3 separate regions of the Mus musculus genome follow, and all the other regions are linked to region 3. Evidence: chromatin loops called from intact Hi-C (ENCODE). Cell type or tissue: left cerebral cortex. All regions are shown on one strand. Each heading gives the region's core, and the rest is flanking DNA. Links, peaks and the distances in the headings are about the cores only.

Region 1 (5,246 bases), core at 865-4,864, 400 kb after region 3:
ATGTTCTTAAACGGGCAGTGCCCCATTTAACCCCAGGCCACAGACAGCTCAGAATTGTCTCTTGCTGCCTCTCTGTCTCTTTTAAAACATGATGGCTACTTTTAGGACTATAAAAAATTATATTCAGGAGCCAGAAAGATGCTCAGAGGGGAAGGAGAGAGCTGACTCCCACAGGTTGTCCTCTGACCTCCATGACATGGTCTTAGACACACACACACACACACACACACACACACACACATACATACATACACACACATACACACACATACACACACATATACACATACAACATACACACACACACTCTAAAAATGTGAAAATTTTTATTATACTTCAAATGTCCTAAAATTGTATCAGCATTCAGCTGTCTTCTGTAATTTAGAACAGGTCACAGAATTTGATCTAATCATTTTGACCCATAGCGGGTGAAGGTTAGTCAGCCATCATTAGCAAGCTATCTACTAATTAAGATGGTTCCCCCACCTCAAGAGTTCAGAAACCATTGGAGGGAGGAAGAAAAGGAAGTTGGATGTTGCTTTGATGGCTTTCCATAAAAACCGAGTTTCACATTGGCCTTAAAAATAACTATTTTCATACGCGAGGGATCTATATAGTGCAGCAATTTCACAAAGACCAGAGGTGAGCCGCAGGATGCAGAGAAATGCCTGGAAACCCTGCCTTATTCATCCATGCTGCTGTGCTGTGTGGTCACCTTTTCTCCTGGGTACCTGGGTCTCTTAAAGGAGCAGTGCCCCATTTAACCCCAGGCAACAGACAGCTCACCCTTATATCTCCCTGCCTCTCTGTCTCTCTTCTCTTTCTCTCTGTCACTCTCTCACTTTCCTTCTCCCTGGGTATGTGTGAGTGTGTGTGTGTGTGTGGGGGGGGGATATCTTGTATACATGTTCATCTACATATGCGTGTTTGTAATGTATGTGTAGGACAAAGGTCAATTAAAGATGTCTTCCTCAGTCATTCTCCACTGTATTTTTTGAGATAGAATCTGCTCCTTAAGCCTGGAGCTTTCTGGCTGGCCAGTGAGTTTCAAGGATTCCTGTGTCTCTATGCTTCAGCACTGGGGACATGCATACAGACTTCCATAACTAGCTTTTTTCCCATAGGTGCTGGGCATCCGTAATCAGGCCCTTGTTGCAGTAGTTGATTAATCTGCTCCGAATAAAAGACACACACACACACACACACACACACACACACACACACACAGCCTTCTATTTTAATATGCCTTAAACAGCTCAATGATTGGGCCACTCCCAAACTTCAACTTTAACTTATGCCTCCCCTCTGCTACTGAGTTATGACTTACTAAAATCTATATTCCATCTTTGTTACCCTCGACCCATTTGGGGCTGGGGGCTGGGGCCGCTCTTCCCCGGCTCTTACATGATTGGTGTGCTCTCTCTTCTGCAGCTCTCAAGCCTGGATCTTACTCCTTTCCTGGCATGGTGATTCTCCTTTCTCCCTTGGTACCCTTACCTGCAAATCCAAAGTCTGGTCTCTGTCTCTCTGCCCAGCCATTGGCTGCCAGCAACTTGATTTACCGATCAGAACCAACTGGGGGATGGGGAGTGGGCAGGGACCCTCTGCATCTTACACACCCAAATAACAGATTGCAAGTGTTGGAGCAAATCCACAACAAACCTTCATGCATATTCTGTGAGGAACACTTTATCTGCTGACCATGACCTCCGCTCCCAACAGGCAGCTTGGCTCTTTATAAACTCTCCTCTTGACTTTACACTATACCGGGAGTCCATGGTAGATCCAGCCAGGGTCTCAGATGGACAGCCCAGCGACCTCCCCTCTACCCAGCCCCTGGCATGCTCAGACCAAGTCACTGCTTCTTGTGTCCTCCCTCCCATGCAGAGGCAGGGTTCCTGAATGACGCCGGTTTCCACAGTACTGCCCTGGGCCCTGGCTATGACCGCCCCTTCCAGTTTGACTCAAGTGTACGGGAGCCCAAAACCATCCAGCTCTACAGACACCTGAACCTAAAGAGCTGCGTGTGGACCTTTGATGCGTACTACGATATGACAGAGCTTATCGATGTGTGTGGGGGCTCCGTGACTGCTGACTTCCAGGTGGGTCCTCTGAGATATTGTGCTTGGGTGCCATGCCAACTCTGTTCTAGAAGTGCCTTGGTCAGCTAGATACCCGGTAGCTGTATTCAGCCAGGTAAGGGAATATTCTTTTTAAGATCCTTACCAAGGGTCTTGGCTGTACTGTAGTTGAAAGAGCGCTGAGGTCTTCTAAATCAAGGTGATGTATAAAACAATTATTGTAGCAAGTCCAAAACTCTAGTATCTGCTTCTTTAGATGGGTGTGGGATTCTTTTCACTGTGTATGCTTTGGAAAATGGAGGTTCACATTTGCTAATGGGGTTCTTTACATGAATATATTCTCTTCCCCCACTTGGAATGAATCAGAATCGCAGGTGGTACACCCCTCAAAATACAACTTTGGATTCCGAAACACCACTGGGAAGAGTCTGTTGTTTCAAACCTTCTGACTGTGTGCTTATTCCAAACTCACAACCCCTGCGAAAACAGATATGTGGGTAGGCATGCATGTGTGTGCGCATGTTTACACATTAAACATTCCTGATGACATAAGTGTTGCTAAGAAGACTCCAAAGGCTCACGAGAGCAGTTTTATAAGAGCACCAGAGAGACTAGGCGGTCTCTCGGGGACATTCATTCTCGAGCTCCACTCCAGTGTTTGGGCCTGTGTCTCAGTGAGAGCCAAAACGTGTTAGCTGTTTGGTTTTCACTTCAAAACATGTTTAGCCTTACTAAATGAGAGAATCTGTAGAAGGATTTTCATCCATTGCGTAGTCTCTTTAATTCAAATGTGTGCCCTAGTTCCTCTGGTTTTGTGTGCAGCACTGCCCCCTACTGGAGAAAGCTTCAAGGCAGCCGACATTTCTGTTTCTGTGGATGGATGGCACAAACCTGATGGTTCCTCCCCTAGAACATGAATGTTCTCTCTTCTCCATGAGTTTTCTTCCATTACAGATCTGGATATTACTTCATTATTTTCTCTCCTATCCTCCCAGGAAAGAAGTAAGCCTGTTTCTTGCACACTTTTGTTGACAGGTGAGAGATTCTGCCCAGTCGTTCCTGACGGTTCATGTGCCACTCTACGTGTCCTACATCTATGTGACAGCACCCAGGGGCTGGGCCTCCTTAGAGCACCACACTGAGATGGAATTCTCTTTCTTCTATGACACAGTTCTCTGGAGAACAGGTATGCCTGAGGACGTCCTAGCTCTTCTACCTCACATTAGATCATGATAAGCAATGAACTCTAATGGCAACGATATTCCTGTGGTCTTTTAGAAAAGCGGGAGGAGCTTTGACTGGAATCCAGAAAGAATCACAATCTGTTGTTCTTTTGTTTGTTTTGTTTTTTCCCATTTTCAAGGTCCTATACCCCAACACAACCCCAAAACCACTTCCCATTAGTTCCCCACCCTTTTCTGGAGGGACACCATCTGAGGGATCGATGCCGGAGTGTCATGAACATTCTTTAGACATGCTTTATCTCTAGTAATTGAAAATTACATCCTTTGTTCCCTTAAATGGCTTGGGCTCAGACCATCCTGTTTGGTTCATACTCCCTGTGGGAAAGTAGCTCACATTCTCCCACTGGAGCCAAATTACCACTTGGGCCTTTGGCTCATATCTGTTGTTGGTTGCTTAACTTTTGTTTTTCTCCTCCGTCGATTCCGTTTTATTTTAGGTCATCCTGAACCCAGTAGGCATGGTGCCTCTACTCATTGTGTTAAGTCCACACAGCTGACTTTCTAGAAGGTTCTCTATCATCTCCATTGGTTTGAGAATAAAATATATACATCAAAGCTTAGGACCCTGTTAGGTCCTAAAAGTAAAGGAAAAATATAGTATAGGAAGCTGAAGTTTTAGATCCACTATTTTCTGAAATAGGACATTCTCTGTTTCTTGGAAAAGTGGTACCCACATAGATAAAAAGCCCTGTGTATGGATAGTGGACCTAGAAAAAGATACAGAGCCACAAACAAGAGCTGCTGTACTGTTCGAATCGACATTCATGTCTGTAACCATGCTCGTGTGGATGTGGAAGTAAATCGCATTCACCTAGATACTTGGATCTCCTTGGAGATGCCCTTGGGACCGAGCCTAGGGTAGTCACTATCCAGAAGATGCTCTCCATACCCCGACTTTGACGTTTTCTGTGTGGTTGCTTATCCAGGGATCCAGACAGACAGCGTGCTCTCTGCAAGGCTTCAGATAATAAGGATCTACATTAGAGAGGATGGCCGTCTCGTCATTGAGTTCAAGACCCATGCCAAATTCAGAGGTAGCTTCAATGCATTATTTTCCTAAGTCTTAATTAAGAAATAATTCAAATATTCAGAAAAGTTGAAATATTAGAACAATGAAAAAGTCAATAGTGTTAGCATTTTACTTTCTATATATGAACACACACACATTCTTTTGGGTCACTGCTTTTCCCCAAACACTTCAACAGATGTCAACTAAGAATGAAGAAAACGCAATACCATTTCACATTCAGCAAACATAACAGAGACTAACAGTTCTTGTATAAATTACCATTTATCTCACAAATGCTTTTCCTACTTGCTTTATACTTCTTTATATTTACTTTATGTCTATATACATAAAGGAAAATAGACCCAACCAATTTATTTCCATCCAGGATAGTCCATCAACTTATCCACCTTAAACACTCACCCTGAACTTTAAGAATGATGATGTCTTGTTAAGTAAGCTTTACCTTTTCAGGGACATCTACACTTGTCCCCTTCCACCAAAGACTTGAATAGATCTAAATATGATTAGATCCAACATTGAATTTCTACTTGTAAAACATTACGACCCCAAAATGTGTCTGTTGAGTGTCATGTTTGGGTATAATCCGTGTCCATTTTCCCATAAATATCTGTAGGATTGTATAAGAGCTCAGCACATTTCCACGCGTGTTTACACATTATATATGATCATAATGGCCATTATAAGTAGGGTGGTGGGCTGGTATAAGATGCTACAGTGTCCCAAGCATTGTAAATTATATTCTAAAGGGCATGCATGCCCTTAATTCTTTGCTGTCCTTAAGCAGACACTGTAAACTCACAAATCAAGAGTGTTTCCCTCTGAAACAGGGCAGTTTGTGATAGAGCACCACACCCTCCCGGATGTGAAGTCTTTCATATTGACTCCAGACCA
Region 2 (5,246 bases), core at 865-4,864, 110 kb before region 3:
CTTCCTTCGTAGTTCAACCAGTGAAGGTTTACTACTGAAGACTGACTCATTGCTACCCAAAGAAGCTAAAACTACAGAAGCTGAAACGGAAGAAACTCAAACGGCAGAAGCTGCCTAGAAGTGTTATATTGTGAAATTATTGGGGGATGTGTGTGTCAAGAAACAACAGAGGCATCTATAAAACTGTATAATTTTTAGTTTGGCTCCTCATGTTTTCTTAATCAGTGCATTTAGAAGTAAATTTTAACACTTTTTCTTTTAACAGTTTCAAAAATGAGGAAAAATGTCAGTTTCTAAAAATCCCGTTACATTTCCTTTTTTTAAATTTTGTATTATTCTTTATATTTTTCTGGATTTGGATCCTGTCACGTTTTCTTTTTTCCCCTCTCATCCCCTCTTTTTTTTTATTATGTTTTCCTTTATTTCTTTATTCACTTTCCATCCCGATCACAGCCCTTCTTCCTCCTCTTCTCCATGTCCCACCCTCACACTCTTCCATTGCCCCCTCCCCTTTCCTTCTGAGAAGGGGAGGCCTCCCCATGGGTACCAACCCGCCCTGGCAAGTCAAGTCGAAGCAGGACTGGGTACATCCTCTCCCACGGAGGCCAGATAAGGCAGCCAGTTATGGGAAGGGGATCCAAAGGGAGGCAACAGAGTCAGAGTCAGCCCCTGCTCCACTGTTAGGACCCGCACGGAGGCCATGCTGCACATCTGCACAAATGTGTAGGCTGTGTAGGTCCAGCCCGTGCGTGTTCTTTAGTTGGTGGTTCAGCCTCTGCATCTGTAGATGCAGGTTAGTTGATCCTATAGGTCTTGTGGTGTCCTTGACTCCTCCAGCTCCCTCAGTCCTTCCTTAGCATCAGTGTTCTGTATTTTGGTAGAATCCCAAGTCTAGAAGCAGTTTCTCGTTTTGTGACATTCCTTGAGGAGACATGGCCATCTGAAGGAACAGCAGCATCCTCCCTCGTTCCCCCAGGCTGTATCACCAGCAGGGCTGTTTGCTTCTGTGTGTGTGGTGCTCGGCCATTGCAGATGTGAAAGCTAAACGAAAGATGAAGAAGGGTTGTGGGGATAGTGTATGCTGGAGACGTCATTTCCCACAGTTGCCAGATTCTGGAACCGGATTCATCCGTGTTGGAAATATCAATTTACAAAGAGGACAGGATTTTGATTGTTGTTGTTGTTGTTTTTTTTTTTTTTTGATTTTTTAATTATGTGTCTGTGTTTGGGTCTGGGGGTCAACACAGGATGTCTTCATCAGTTGCTTTCTACCTTATTTTTTGAGACAGGCTCTCAACTTGGAGTTTATAGACTCATCAAACTGGCTGGCCAGCCAGCCCCGGGACCCTTCTGTCTACCTTCTCTGTAGGTGCTGGGGATGAAGCCTGTGTCCTTGTGTTTCTGCAACAGGCACTTTACCATGGAGCCATTCCCAGTCCACTTTTACATTTTAATTATGCGTAGAATTGGATGCAAGGCCATGTGCATGCTAGGCAAGGGCCCAAAGCTATTGCTTTATTTGCCAATTTTTCTCCTGACTAATGGAGTGTTAACTTTAGAATGGAAATATTCGGGACACTAATAAACAGGAAAAGGAATCACTCACAATCCTGATACTCAGACATAATCAGAAAAAAATTGTTTAGTGGATATTCCTTTTACATTTTCATTTGAAAGAGACAGGGCAAATAAAAAGAGCATACATGCATGCATGCTGGTGGGTTTTGTTTTGTTTTTAAGATTTATTTTATGTGTATTAGTATTCGGTCTACATATATGTAAGTATACCATGGACCCGTGGTGGTCAGAGGCGGGCTCCTGATGCCCTAGAGCTGGAGTTACAGATGGTTAAGGGCCACCATTTGGGTGCTAGGAACTGAACCCAGGTCTTTTACCAAGTGCTCTTCACGGCTAAGCCATCTCTAGCCCTGCATGTGTGCTGTTTGAACGTACTCATTTCTTTTATTCAATCCTCATGGAAAATGAGTAACACTTCATCGCTTTATTGTGGCAGTCCCTCAATTGCTAGCCATTTAAATTGTTTCAGGATCGCCCTCCCATTGACTTAAGTAAGGGTTTAAAGTTTTACAGTAAGTACTGATGAATCCCAAACGTTAGTTTCCATACAGATTACTTAGAAGGTTTGCGTAGAACAAATAGCTGGTCTTCACCTAGTAATAGGAGATTGACCTTGGAATTCTGCAGTTTTTATCAGGTAGTGGGACAATGGGGACTCTAGTGGATACCAGTGCTGTCAACCCTGATTCTAATAAAAAGAAATCTGATTTTCAGACCAGCATCAGTTTATTCTAAAATTCCACAAGTGATCTAAAGTACCAGAGTGAAAGTCACTGTTGTACTTCACTACCCAATTTATAAAAGGTTGCAAAATTTGTAATATTTTAAATATTACAAATTACAATATTGTAATTTTGTTAATTTGTAATTACAAATATTAAATTTTTTAACTATTAAAAATTTAAATATTTTAAAATTATCTTTATTCTATTATATGTGTATGAGTATTTTGTATGGGCCTATCAGAAGAGGGTATTGAAGCCCCTGGAATTGGGATTACAAATAGTTATGAGCCATCATGTGGGTGCCGGGAATTGAACCTGGGTCCTCTGCAAGAACAAAAGTGCTCCCAATTCCAGACCCATCTCTCCAGCTTCAAGATTTTTAAAGATTTAGATAACAGAAGCCTACGTTCCCTGAACCTAGATCTGGGACAAGTTTCTAACTTTCTGGTTTATCCCTGTCTTTAAATAATTAAACCTGTGCTATCCCGGTGGAAAGCAAGTTGTCCAGTAAGACAAACAAGACCATGACAAGATGACTACTTTCTGAAAAGCCTCAGCTTTTTTAAAAACATGCCTCAGCAAGTGGCATGTAGTGGGAGGTGTTGTAATAGAACACTAATTAGCATACTAATGTAATACAGGAGGGGCAAATTTCATAACTTGTTAAAACTAGATACTTTGTAACTGTCTCAAAGTCACTGTCCAGCAGGTGGCGACAACAGCCTTTCAAATCACTTATAAGTGGTTGTAGATTGGTGATCTGATTTCTCACCTGACTGCAGATGGAATAGCAAAAATAATCCTGTGCAGACCAGGTGGAGATTTGTTTTAGAGAAAATGGTTTGTTTGTATTATATTTGAGTCATGTTATAGAGGTTTCTTTGGCTGTCTAGTGGATATTTAGAAGTTTTTGTTGATGTGTGTATTTGTGTGTCTGGATGTGTATGTTATGCCTGTGCAGGTGCACTGCATGTACAGGGACCCGGGAGCCAGAAGGCAGCATCAGATCCTTTGTACTTACAGTTACAGCTGGTTGTGAGCTGTCCAGCATGGGTGATTGGATCTGAACTTGGGTCCTCTGGAAGAGCAAAAAGCTCTCTTAGCCACAGAGCTATAGGTCTGACCAGCTTCTATTTTGAAGTTTGAAGGTTCGTTATTATAGACAGTTTCAAGCATGGAGAAAATAAAGTAGGAAAACCATGAATGCGCATGGGCACATCAGCCAGATTTAGCAGCTCAACATCCTACGGATGCTTGTCATCTCCACCATCTACCTACTCACCTCTCACGACAAATCCCATTTATCACATGGCTTAAGTGTAAAAGGTAGCCCAGAGAATAATCACAGCAAGGTTTTAGGCTTATTTTTCAAAAACCCATTATATTTATGTTCTAATTTAATCATTAAGAGTCCTTAGTATTTCTTTAGTAATTATAGGGTTTTTTTTTTTTTTCATGTAATAATGGACCGAATAGTTTGTACTTAGAGAATGCTGGGTACAGAAACATAATTGGCCACAAAAAGAAATGTGTAAGTATTCATGCTTAAATAAGAAGTTGGTATTTCCACTTAATTTTTCTTAGATAGAAAGTTGAAATTTATTCACATAAGGAATAGAAAATGTTTGAACATCTTTATCGAAACATATGCAAAGGAAGAGAAAATAATTCTTTGGGGGCTAGCAAGATGCTCAGTGGATAGAGGCTCACGCTGCACATGTCTGGCAACAGTGGTTCAGTCTTTAGAACCCACACTAAGATGGAATGAGAGAATCAGCTCCACTGAGTTGGCCTCTGAACAGGGCAGACAGTAGTAGCTCATGCACACACACAAAAGTTGACCAATGAAAACTATATCCTAACAAGTAGAAGCACTTCAAATTATGTCAAATAGATAAAGGGACATAGGGAATGTTTGAAGAAAGATTTTAGTGTCCTGTGATAAATCCGAAGGCAATTTAAATTGGTTATACTTTCTTTTTTCCTTCTCCCTTGTTGGGTGCACAAAGGTCCTTATGTCCACAGGTCACTGGGGAAATCAGGAATGGTAATCACTCAGGGGTGTTTCCTCAGAGGATGAAATACCTGTTTTCTGCCCAGAGGCCAGAATGGATATTGTTATTGGTCACTGGCGAGCTTTTGCTATCTGTGGGGGCAGACCTCACCCAAATTCCCCAGAACATTTATCCCAGACTCTCCCTTCCTAGCCCACTGTCTTTAGCTCCCAGTTAGTAGAATCCATCTTTAGGGGAGATGTCATGTATATTTTATAGCCTGCTGACCTCTACACTGTCTTGGTCAGAAACCACACCAGACCCTAGGTCCTTACGTTAGAGAACCCATCCTCATGATTACATAGAGGTAGAAAGCTCATACCTTAAGCTTAATTTGCACCTGGAATTGGGATGATTGTTGCCCTGAAACCTTTTTCCAAATTCTAGTGTGGTTAAATATTCCTGTAATAAACCACCTGGCATCAGACTAGAAATTCAGGTTGGCGAGGTCAAACGTTGGTGAGTTTTCATTCTCACCCTCTTTGCAGTTCATTTCCCTGCCTGCTGTGACACCTGTAGGGTAACCCCCCCCCACACACACACACACACTCTGTGTGGACATATGATCACACACATACAATTTATAACACTGGTTACAGTACTATCTATGATCATGTTGGGTATAGACACTAGGAAAGGAGACACCTTGGCTCTGAAGGTTCCCCACATATCCAATGCTTCAGTCACTTTAAACTGATAAGCAAGAAGTTTGTGTGTTAAGTGAAAAGTCTAATGATTGTGCCAAATTGCTAAAGAGGAATCTTTGGTGGTATAAAAAATGATAAATGACTTGTATTTTCTGTAAGGAAGGGGCCAGGAAAACAACACAATGGTGGAATACTTGCCTAGCAGGATTGGGGTTCTGTTTCCATCTCTGCCACAACAAAAT
Region 3 (5,246 bases), core at 837-4,836:
AAACCTCTAGAACTCGAAAGGCTGGGCTAAACCAGAGGAGAGAGCTCCAGGGGAGACTGGAAGAGGCTGTACAGAGTAGAAGGGAAACAGAGGGAAGAGAGAGAGAGAGAGAGAGAGAGAGAGAGAGAGAGAGAGAGAGAGACATAGGAGGGTCAGTGAAGTACAGAGAAGGAAGCAGACGAGAGATAGTCAGGAGAAACAGTGGACTCTGGGACAAAGATCAGCAAAGCCCCTGTGGCAGCAGGGACGGTCCTGCTGGAGTGTTGCTGTCCGTAGGAAAGCTGAGGCAGTATGAGCAGTGAGAGCAGCACGGTGAGGACTTACTAAATCCCCACGTGCGACCTATGTGTCCCTGTCACTGTCTTCCTGGTAAGGGGTCGTGGCGGGTGGGCACACAGCTCATTCTTGGAAGAGGAAGGTGTTTCATATGGGCCATGTTGGCCTGGCTACAGGAAGGGCTCATGGGTGTCCAGGTTACAAGGTGTAGGGTCCACTACTGTCCAGGGGACAGGATAGACAGACAAATTGTTGTGTTAAGATACTGAGATGTGGTCATCTGACTCTCATAGTAGGTAATGCTGCTTGTTTCAATGTGCTGTTGTAATTAACCATCTGACTCAGGGCCATCAGTCACTGCACTTGTCCATGAAAATAACAAGGGTACATGTCTCATATAGTTACTGGCAGATTACATAGCAAAGGGTCCCATGTTAGATACAAAGTGTTCAGTCTATAATATCTACCTGATAAGCAGCAGTGAGGCCAGGTGAATTTGAAGAGACAAGGATGGGGCTGATCAAAGAAGATACTGTGGGATATGGTGACAAAAGTTACGGGATGTGGGCATATGAAAAAAACAGTATTAAGGATATAGAATTCCCTGTGAACCAGGATTCTAGTGCTCTTGGAGTGAGAACCCTTGGACTATTTGCTCCTGGGGTAGAGAGAAGACCATGGGAGCTGGTGGAGGGCTTCTGGTGAAGGGGAGGGGACATTTTATGAACAATTTGTTAAGAACCACAAATGTAGTATATGACAATACCTCGTGGTAATGCTCCCGTCTCTCCCTTCACCTTTTTCTTTTTAAAGATTGTTTTCCTTTAGCAAGTCCAAAAGATGGTTTGAGACCCCTTTGGGTGCCACAGTTCTATGCTTTCTTAAAAATGAAGTCAAATAGTTTATTCTAGGGAAACCAGCTGTCTTAAGTTACTCCTAGTCAGTGGTGGCTACAGAAAAAGTGTTTAGGAGGGGTTAGGAATTGTTAGGGTGTATCCACCTGAATTTGGACAGTACTTTCCATTGGTCTGAGAAAATAGTTTCTAGAGGAAGAGGGGGAAGTGGGAGGAGGGAGGACTCAGGTTCCATCCAAGCTGTGGCTGAACTCTGGCGGTGATGATTACTGGCTTGATTCAGTTCATTCTTTCAACTAATGTTTACAGAGTCCCCATATGTGCTTCAAATACAGAGATAAAACCGCTCTGTCCCCACAACGGCTCTGGGAGGCATCGAGGAATTGCTGGGCGATTCCTAAGTCCTTTGAATACTCAACAGCCACACCCAGGTTAATCAAATGTTTCGGTGCCTAAGTGGTGATAGTTACAGGGACCCTTCAGTTTCATTTCATCCTCTTATTCTAAAAAGCAAGGAATTCAAGTACTACTGGCATGCTTTAGAACATGGGCCTTCCCTATGATCGTCAGCAATATTGGAGTCTACTAAGATCCCTGCCCACCACCCTGAATAGCTCGGTGTTCACTGCCACTTCAAACTCCTTTCTGGACAGTCTAGCTGTCACAGCTCTGCCAAGACAGAGAATCTTTTCTGTCTGGCCTTCGAAACCCAGTCTGTATCTCTCCCGTGTAACCATCCCCAGTTACAAAATGATCAAACCTGGACCAGCTATTTTTATTTAGTCCTCTAAAAATAGCTATCACTCAGTACTGGCTGGAAACCAGACCCCACCCTATCCCTCAACTACCTCCAGTGTGCACACCAGGATGCTTTTGCCCTGACATTGGCTTCCCAGTCTTTGACATTTGGAGGCGCAGCTGGACTCACCCAGACTGTGTGGTGTTTTCATCTTTTAGGAAGCTGTAAAGGTGCACTCACCGTGGGAATCTCAACCTAGAACACACGTGCCCCAAGACTGCTAGGTTGCAGGGAAAACCCCTGAGGGTCCAAAATGCGAAGATGGCCAGTCAGCTCTGCTTCAGGCTCTGTGTTCAGCAGCAGTGGGCATGACGAGAGGTGGAGAAGTAGCAGTTAGGACTTGGGTGTGAGCACCCTGTCCCCAACTAGCCTCTCCTGTGGTACCCTCAACAGTGTCTGAATGGAGACCTAACCTCCTGTTTCCACCCGCCCTCGGTGTGACCACTTTTGATCCCGCCTCAGACAAAGCCAATGCAACTCCTGCAGGATGAATAAGGGGATCAGGTTGCTCTCTCGCCTTCCCCCACCCCCTCACCGCGGCTCCCCTTCCCCACGTGACTCTCTGGAATCTTTGCCAAAGCTCGTAGTCTCTGAGTCCATTTTCACACCCAGCAAAGGAGAGAGGAAGGAGGCGAGAGAGGCTGAGGAAGGCGGAGCGTGCGTGCTTTAAATGCGAGGATCCACTCGGGGACTTATCCTGTGCGTTTCCAGGCCCCTCATCTGGGGAGCATTGAGTTCGGAGGGGTCTTTTCCAGCCTCTCTCTTTCCTCCTTGCATCTACAATTATGGCTCCACCTCCACTTGGGTAATCGCACCTCCGCCCTGCAGCGCAGCTCGGGGTGCACGGTGCGGGGAGGTGGGCGTCGGTGTGGAGCAAGCCGCGCCCCTCTGCCCTCCTCCTCTCGGCGAGGGGCGGGCGCGAGAAAGTGGCAGCAGCGCCCCCCGCGCCGCCTTCCGCGCGGAGCTCTGGAAGCGCCTGCAGCAGCCGGGCGGCGTGGTGCGGTGCGGCTGCAGCGCCCCCGAGTCCCGGAGCTCCTGCAGGGCCGCACAAAGTTTGCAACCAGCGGCCCTGCACCGCCCAGCTCCCCGAGCGCTGCTGTAGCCCGGCCCGGCGTGTTCGCGGGGACCCGCCTCGGCCGATGCTACACGGACAGACGGGGGCGTGCCGAGAGAACTTTGAAAAGCTGCCGAGGAGGAACCTGCTCCTGCAGCTCGCCAGTTGGGGACCTCCGGAGGAACTGGTCTAGCCCGAGGCAATGCTGCGGAATCCCAGCAGCCGCTGACCTGCAACTTTCCTGCTAGTCTTGGCGGCGATCTGAGCTTTGCCTCCTCCTCGCAGCCTCGGCTCACGTTGGTGGCCGCTCTGCTGGAGAACCCAGTGAGCCTCGGGGCTGACTGAGTGTTACTGTCGGCCGCATCCTTCTGCGGTCCACCCGGCCAACCTCGGCTCCCGGCCCAGCAGCCAGCGCTTCCCCAGTGTCTGTGCGTCCCGGTTCCCGGCGCCGGCGCCACAGCCTGAGGTTTGGCAGAGAGCAGGTTCTTGGATGCTGAAGGCTGGGATCTTCCTGCGAGAGTGCCGCGGCGGCGATGGGTGTCCTCAAAGCGTGGCTCGGGGTGGCCCTAGCGCTGGCGGAATTTGCAGTATTGCCTAATTGTGAAGGTAAAAAAGAGCGGAACCCCGTGTGAGTTCGACTGTGCAGTTTAAGACACTCAGCCGGGTTTAGTGCTGTGGGTTGTTGGGTGGAAGTTTTGATTTGAGGCGATAGGTGGACACGGAGTGGATTTCCTTTTCAGCTGAAATCCCCACTCCTGGTTTCTCTTGCGGTCAAACCTCAGCCCGGCCACGGCCTCCTCTTTGCTTTTTGCGGGTGGGTGGCCTTTTGAGGTGATATTTCTGAACCCGGATGAATCTTCCTTCCACTTCTACCCTACTCCTCAAGGAAAAGCAACTACTCGGAACCTAGGTGAGAAGCGAGCAGTTGCTCTCACTTTTGTGGAATAAAATCCTCACCCAAGCTCCACTGTTCTATTTTGCTTTCCTCGCCCCAGTAACTCGCCCCCCCTCCCCTTAAAGACCACTTAAGATTTTATAAGTAGTATTCTGGATGTTGAGATTTCAGTTGTAATGAAATAAATTTTACTCGGGAGCGAGAGCACGAGGCTGCCTGCTTCTCAAGGAACAAAAAGTGGTCAAAGAGCATGTATGCACTTCTCTTCTCCCTAGGTTTTCATTGCGCGCGCGCGCGGGGGGGGGGGGGGTGTTCCAGTCCACTTCTTCAAGAGCTTGGGGAGAGAAAGGAGACTTGAGTGTTGTCATCAGGATAGCTTTCGTAATCTCAGCTCAGATAATACATCAGTAAATCTGATGAGGGGTGTGTGTGTGTGTGTGACATGTTGAGTCTGGTGCTGCTTCCCCCCGCCCCGCCCCCCCCCCCGCGCCCCTAGGCGCGCTGAGAGCTCCCACCTGCTCAGAGCCGCGGGGACAGTGGCTGGGTTAGCATTTGCAGAGGGGGAAGGTGGCAGGCTGGGAGAGAGACAACTTCATCCACGGCTGGGCTCTGGACTTTCTGCTTCCACTCCCGGCTCCATTCATTATTCATCCAGCTGCAGGAAGAGTTCACCTGCCCAGTCGCAAATCATATAGGCAGTGGCGTGCACGTGTCGCTTTTCCTGCATCATAGGTGCTGAAAGGGGGCAACTGGAGATTCAGGAGGGTAAAATCTCAGGTGGGCTTCCAGTCTTCAGACCAGTGGCACCTCTCTTCCTTACCATTTTTTTCTCATAGCAAGCAGCCTGGCCTTGGAAGTCCACTCGTGGACTTTCCCCACAGGTTTAGGCACCACCTTCTCACACTGTCGTGGGAATTATGTCAGAAAGATACTATTTCCAGGAAAAACACGCCTGGGGAGCTGTGCAGAGTTTTTCAAACTATGGACAACCTGTTTTAAAAGAATTGTGTGTGTGTGTGTGTGTGTGTGTGTGTGCATGGTTTTTGCATACAAAAAAAACCCCAACCTTGTAAGGTTTAATTATAGTAATTAACCAGATGGGAGAGTCAGCCCGGGCGCCTCAAACTTCAACTTAGAGCTCAGAAAAATTACAGTTACACTTGGTGGCAGTTTCTTATTTAAAAATTATATCCCAACAACACAGAGACTATGCTATCACTCCTGGATTGCTCACCAGGGGGCAGTTGGAGCGATGCTGTTTCTCAGAAGCAAATCTCTTGAAATGACAAAAGCCATTATTATTAAGAGGCTATGGGGTATGCTCTTTGGAGGGCTGGTAGATATAGCTGGCAAAGTGTCTGAAGTGCG

Evidence for each region. Peaks named below come from ENCODE experiments on the same cell type or tissue, not always from the same donor. Only the 100,000 strongest peaks of a DNase experiment are listed, where the experiment ranks them.
Region 1: a loop joins it to region 3, with 2.2 times the contacts of the local background. A loop is called at or near these places in 4 of 42 quality-filtered maps.
Region 2: a loop joins it to region 3, with 2.7 times the contacts of the local background. A loop is called at or near these places in 2 of 42 quality-filtered maps.

What each region holds. Positions count from the first base shown.
Region 1 is chr5:96,766,390-96,771,635 of GRCm38, forward strand. Fras1 (Fraser extracellular matrix complex subunit 1) reads left to right here. Exons shown (of 74, transcript NM_175473.3): 66 at 1,888-2,102; 67 at 3,117-3,267; 68 at 4,252-4,359; 69 at 5,183-5,246. Among named protein-coding and RNA genes, the nearest start is that of Anxa3, 24 kb to the right of the region's middle. In left cerebral cortex, for the core only: a CTCF peak has its summit at 2,918 (motif pointing left); a DNase peak (open chromatin) is centred at 2,891.
Region 2 is chr5:96,264,220-96,269,465 of GRCm38, forward strand. It overlaps Mrpl1 (mitochondrial ribosomal protein L1), which reads left to right. Exons shown (of 9, transcript NM_053158.3): 9 at 1-2,508. The coding sequence ends at 118. Among named protein-coding and RNA genes, the nearest start is that of Mrpl1, 57 kb to the left of the region's middle. In left cerebral cortex, for the core only: a CTCF peak has its summit at 3,004 (motif pointing right); a DNase peak (open chromatin) is centred at 3,018.
Region 3 is chr5:96,371,297-96,376,542 of GRCm38, forward strand. It overlaps Fras1 (Fraser extracellular matrix complex subunit 1), which reads left to right and starts at 2,659. Exons shown (of 74, transcript NM_175473.3): 1 at 2,659-3,589. The coding sequence starts at 3,517. In left cerebral cortex, for the core only: CTCF peaks have their summits at 2,903 and 3,102; DNase peaks (open chromatin) are centred at 2,587, 2,804, 3,132, 3,417 and 1 more place; H3K4me3 peaks cover 2,674 bases; H3K27ac peaks cover 1,460 bases.